Regions from separate parts of the Mus musculus genome. Here region 2 is linked to region 1. Evidence: chromatin loops called from intact Hi-C (ENCODE). Cell type or tissue: left cerebral cortex. All regions are shown on one strand. Each heading gives the region's core, and the rest is flanking DNA. Links, peaks and the distances in the headings are about the cores only. Region 1 holds the start of Nop10 (NOP10 ribonucleoprotein). Region 2 has its middle 41 kb from the start of Olfr1318.

The links. Hi-C counts contacts between places; a loop is a spot of excess contacts. Peaks named below come from ENCODE experiments on the same cell type or tissue, not always from the same donor. Only the 100,000 strongest peaks of a DNase experiment are listed, where the experiment ranks them.
Region 2: it touches region 1 in a loop (5-fold over the local background); 6 of 42 quality-filtered maps call a loop at or near these places.

What each region holds. Positions count from the first base shown.
Region 1 is chr2:112,260,278-112,263,091 of GRCm38, reverse strand. It overlaps Nop10 (NOP10 ribonucleoprotein), which reads right to left and starts at 1,166. Exons shown (of 2, transcript NM_025403.4): 1 at 1,015-1,166; 2 at 194-779. The coding sequence starts at 1,068. The coding sequence ends at 639. In left cerebral cortex, for the core only: a CTCF peak has its summit at 1,236 (motif pointing right); DNase peaks (open chromatin) are centred at 308, 723 and 1,184; H3K4me3 peaks cover 944 bases; H3K27ac peaks cover 842 bases.
Region 2 is chr2:112,195,974-112,198,787 of GRCm38, reverse strand. No RefSeq gene overlaps it. Among named protein-coding and RNA genes, the nearest start is that of Olfr1318, 41 kb to the right of the region's middle. In left cerebral cortex, for the core only: a CTCF peak has its summit at 1,713 (motif pointing left); DNase peaks (open chromatin) are centred at 1,248 and 1,718.

The sequences.
Region 1 (2,814 bases), core at 300-2,799:
GTAGTGGTAGGACTGGAGAGAGGGGTGCTTCCCAGAGGACCTGTGTCTATCCCCTGCAGTCACAGAAAGACTAGCTATCAGTCTCTAGTCACCAGGGATCTGACTCCCTCTTCTGGTCTTGATGGTTACTGGCACATATAGGCATAGACACATGTCGGTAAAATACTAAAACACACATACATTTTTTTTTACTCTTTGAGGAATTCAGAATATTTTTTAAAGGGCCCACAATTAGACAGTAGTTTTCCAGGGAATGCTGACCTTTGTAGGAGTCTTTCACAGCCTTTTTCCCCCCAACACCCTATCGTCGATGGCACACAGTTCTATTGCTACAATGAGGGCTTACGAATGTTCTCAAGTGGCCTTGTACTACCAACGGTACTACCCTTCCCCCATCTCTTCCTCCAACAACACACAAAATGAACTTTCAGTTCACTATATCTTTAATAACCTGGCATGAAAAAAAGAAAGAAAAATATTGTTCCTTTTACAGGCGAGGCCCATCAGTATAGACTCATTCACGTGGTGAGTGAGATAGGATTCCAAACAGCATGGGAAGGCTTCAAGGCTTACAGATTGACGCGTTTGGTTGCTGATAATAGGCCGAGGCATGAGCAGCGTAAAAGATTAACGAGCCCTCAGAGGACAGGACGCGGTTGCTGGGTCATGAGCACCTTGAAGCGTTTCTTGATGGTGATTCGGTGTCTTGAATATTTGTCATCTGGGGAGAACCGAGCAGGATGGGCGGAGCAAGTCTGTTGTCCCATAGGGTCAAATTTCTGCTCAAGGAAAAATAAAAAATATCTCAATATGAGTGGTGTGATAGAAAGAAACAAGAAAATGGGTGACCTGAGGCCAGGAGATCGCGTGGTCAGAAAAAGAAGCCACTGCCTATCTACCACGTTTTGGCTCCGACATGGCTCCACTCAGTGGGCTGCGCAGGCCGGTTCCAACTGTTCCTCCCATCTAAATTTCTCGTCCTTTTGATATATAGCTGTTTCCTCCTCCCCTTACCTTCAGCGTATAAACGCGATCGCCCTGCTCGTTGAGGTAATATTGGAGAAACATAACTGCCCTCAGCAAAAAGACACACGTACTACCGCCAGCCGCGTTTACTCCGAGTGCGCCGCTTCAATCGCGTGCGCCAACAACCTTCCAGATTGGACGGAAGTCTCTCCAAGGCATCCTGGGAAATGTAGTCCATTTCTCCAGTCATATCCATGTGACCAGAAGGGGGCATAGTAGAGCAAGTCTTGCTTGGCCTTGGGTTCCAGCTAGCAGCAACCTTGCAAAGTTATTAAGATCCATGGAACTGCCCACTGTGTGCCAGCCACTTGCCAGGGATTAGGAAGTAGGGATGGATGTGGGTTGAATGTTGATGCATCATTCACTGTTGATATCAGTCCTATCTTTAATTTCAAATTGCACACCCATTTCAGAGGCACCACTTTTCGAATTCCTGGAGAAACAAGGACTCAAGGATTCTCAACCTCCTATATCCTAGGGAAGAAGTTAAGATTTTTTTTTTTGAACCCTACTTTTTACATCCGGTTTCCCGCCCAATTTCAGAGTATTGGCGGCAAAGAGTGCATGATGGGTATTCGATATTATGCAAAGCGAACAGAACGGAAAGGTTTTCTTGTGAACCGGTGGATTTTGTTTTAGGGATCGAACCAAGATTCAAACTCGGGACCTGACCACAAGTTCAGCTCTTTCTTATATGGTGAGTAGCAGATAATAGCAAGTAAGGTACGCCTTCTCGGGGTATTTCCAGTTTTTAAAAGACTGAAAAGTCTCATAAGATTCTAGTTTAAGGTGGCGCACGCCTTTAATCCCAGCACTCGGGAGGCGGAGGCAGGAGGATTTCTGAGTTCGAGGCCAGCCTGGTCTACAGAGTGAGTTCCAGGACAGCCAGGGCTATACAGAGAAACCCTGTCTCAAAAAGAAAAAAAAAAAAAAAAAGAATTAAAAACTAAAACCAAGATATTGCAAAATGATCATTGCAGCACTACTTATAGTGGCAAAAATATAGTAGCATACTAAACTTGTAGCCAGAAAAATCGTAAAGTTTTTTTTTTTTTTTTTAAGTAGTGACTATAGACAGTTCGACTGCCGTTTTCATGAGATACATTAAAAAAACCCGGGAGCTTAACCCGTGCTTGTAACCCCAGAAGTCCAGAGGCTGAAACGGAAGGATTTCTAACATCCTAGGTCCAAGGCCTACCTGGACAGTATTCTAAACAGTGAAACCCTTTTTTAAACCGAGAAACAAACAAACAAAAGCGTGGTGGGTGGGTGGATGTGTTCGCGAGTGTTCGTGTTTTTGTGTGGGGGGGGTGTGGGGGGGCGTGGGTGTTCGAGATTTTGCGGGGGTGGGAATATACAACAAACAGTTAATATTGGTATCTTCTGGCATGGAGGTCTTGGTACAGGGAATGAAAGGGAAGAGTGTTTGCTGATGTAGGGTTTTTTTTTTTTTACATAGCCTGGATTTTTGTTCGTTTTGTCTAGGTTTTGATGTTATTGTTGTCGACTTTTAACACACACACACACACACACACACACACACAGACAGAATTTTAGTCCTTTTCACCCTCCCATCTCCCTTTCTTAACTCCCTTGGACTCCCCCTCAAAACTTTTCTTAATCTGACTTTTGAGTCATACTAAAATATTAATTTAAAATTTAAAAAGTAATTTAATGAAAAAACTTTATGGTAATTTTAAGGCAGGGGTTGTGCACTCAAGGGGCTAAGGTCAGAGAGTCTTAGATTTCAGCCAAGACTACATAGCCAGATTGTCTCAAAAATCCAAA
Region 2 (2,814 bases), core at 276-2,775, 64 kb after region 1:
AGTTCCAGGACAGCCAGGGTTACACAGAGAAACCCTGTCTCAAAAAACAAAAACAAACAAACAAACAAACAAGGAATGGGGTGGTAACCAAGAAAAGAAAGAAAAGTGTAGTGGTAGTTCCATGCTATTAGAATTGTAATGTAATAAATAATATGCAAACCCAGCAAAAATTAAAATAAAAAGTATCTTTTATTAATGGCATAAGTATAGAACTCATCAACCCAAGGAACGTTAGCAAGACATTCCAGAAAGTAGTTGAGAGGCTGTGTACAGCAGACAAAAGCGGATGTCTTTATTTTAATGTATCCTAGTCTATAGCAAATTTTTTTTCATGCTGAATTTAGGAAGCATGACTCTGTACTTCCTGAGTTGCCACTCTTTAAACTGTTAAATGTCTTTGTATGGCTCTGTTAAAGCCAGGGTTACATAAACAAATGGCCATGGAGGTCTAGGCCTGGAAAATCTGGGTCTATTCTCGATGAGTAAAATGGTTAGGGAATCCTTATATCGTTTATTTTTATTTATAATTTTATGTGTGGGTATACAGTCTTAAGTGTGTGTATGAGTTTGCGTGTGTGTCTGATATTAAGATGATTACACAACTCTATTGTTCTTATTTTTTGGGAAAAAATGAACTGTGAACTGCCTTCTGTAGGACGTTTTGTTTTGTTTTGTTTTGTTTTGTTTTGTTTTGTTTTGTCTGTCCATTCTTTCAATGGAACTCTGGCTTTAAAGATCATAAAAACACTGAGGAGCCATTAATTCCGCATTGGATAGTTGTTGTTATTATTATATGCTATGTGTTATTTTTGCACAATGCTTATTAACTGAAAGCAGTCATGGTTCTTGGGTTAAAAAAAGAGATCTGCCTGCCTCTGCCTCCCAAGTGCTGGGACTAAGGATGAGTGCCACCAAGCCTGGCACTCCTTGTCCTTTCTGTAGCTTAGGATGGCCTCAGACTCACAGTATTCCTCATGCCTCACTCTCCCAGCTTCTGCAATTTCATATGTGCTCCACCATGCTTTGAGGATTTTACTTTTTTTTTTTTCTTTTTTGGTTTGTAGCCCTTGCTGTCCTGGAACTTACTCTTCAGACCAGGCTGGCCTCGAACTCAGAAATCCGCCTGCCTCCTAAGTGCTGGGATTAAAGGCGTGTGCCACCACTGCCCGGCAGGATTTTACTCTTTAATATCATTTTCTAATTGTAAATTATGTAATTGTACTAAAGAAAAGTGGAAAAACACTGAAAATTGATCTTATCTCAATAGTATTTTATCAAAACTAGCGGCAAAGAGGCATGCATTTATGTCAGCATGAAGAAGCATAAGATTATAAATATGTCTATCCTATAAGTACATTTTGTGGCTCTAGAAAGACCTCAAGCTAAGGTTTTTAGGAATTCTCTCTTGTCGTGTTAGGAATTAAATATAGGGCCTCCTACATGTTATAAAAAATGCTTGAAGTATGTCCCTCGTTCCAAGCAAAATTTAGTTTATTTATAGTTTAGTTTTATAAGAAATTTTTATTTATTATGTAGTATTTAAGTACGAAGCTCTCTTCATGATTAACATGTAGAAAAATTAAAAATAAATTAACCAAGGTATGAATTAAAATAAATATACCTCTACTTCACAACTTGAATGTATTTAGTGCATACAGCTTTCCCCATTTGGTCTCTGACTGAACAACAGCGCTTCCCTGCTGGCAGTGACTGCCACCTAGTGGCCATTTGGTATTATTTCATGAAACTTTGGTTGTCACAGTAGCAGGTCTGATAAATGGCATTAAGTGCATAATACAGAGATGCTTCTGAGCACTCCTCAGTGCACATGTAGACCCTCACTAATAAAGACTCCTCCAGGTCACTTCTGAGTGTGTTAAGAGATTTATTAACACTTGGAGAATAGAAATCAACCCCCATTTTATGAGTAGCTTCTCTTAAAATTCTGAAAACAGATTTTGCCAAACAGCAAATAATGATTTTAAAGATTACTATTGTCAAACATAATAATCAAGTGTAACCAATTTCATGTTAGCCTCAGATACCATCAGGCTATGGTTTGAAGTTAACTTGTGTCTGATGGTTAATTCCTTCTGTATGAACCTCTTCTGATCATGTATGGATTTTGTAATTCAGATTTTAAATACCTCACTGCTCAACTTACACCAATGGAATCGTTTTCTTCAAGCATACTAGTCTTAGTGCAAGACTAGAACACAATTTTGTAAAACAGGTGATTTTCTGCTTCTGCTATCTTTGTGTCAGGAGCTCCTTTTCAATATCAACTAAGAAGATGCCAAAAGCTCAAAACAATGTTTCTTTCTTGATATTTTCTGTCAGGTGACATTTCTTCTTGGTGTCATCTGCAAATTATTGTATTTTAATCAGCGAGAACATACACTCCTAGAAGCTGGACTTCTTGTTCATCATAACGTATGTTATTGCTGAGCATGGCAGTACACGCTTGTAAACCCACTATCTAGGAGGTTAAGGTAGGAGGGTCATTCTTTACTGCACAGTGAGCGCAAGGCTACAAGAGATTCCGTGTCACAAAAATAGGGATTAATATCTGTAACAAACATAGTTACAAAATGTACGATTTGCCCTAGAATATCAGTCTCCTCTCCCATGCCGCATCTAGTGGTCAGTCTTCCACTTCTAGGTAAATGTTATATTGTTTTTCCTTTATATATATGACAAATGTGGAACCTGTTTTGCTTATGTGTTTTTCTTTACATAACATGTCCTGAAGCTCCACCTAGTTTCCTGCAAATGATAGGATGCCATTTTTTTTATAGCTGAATAATACATTAC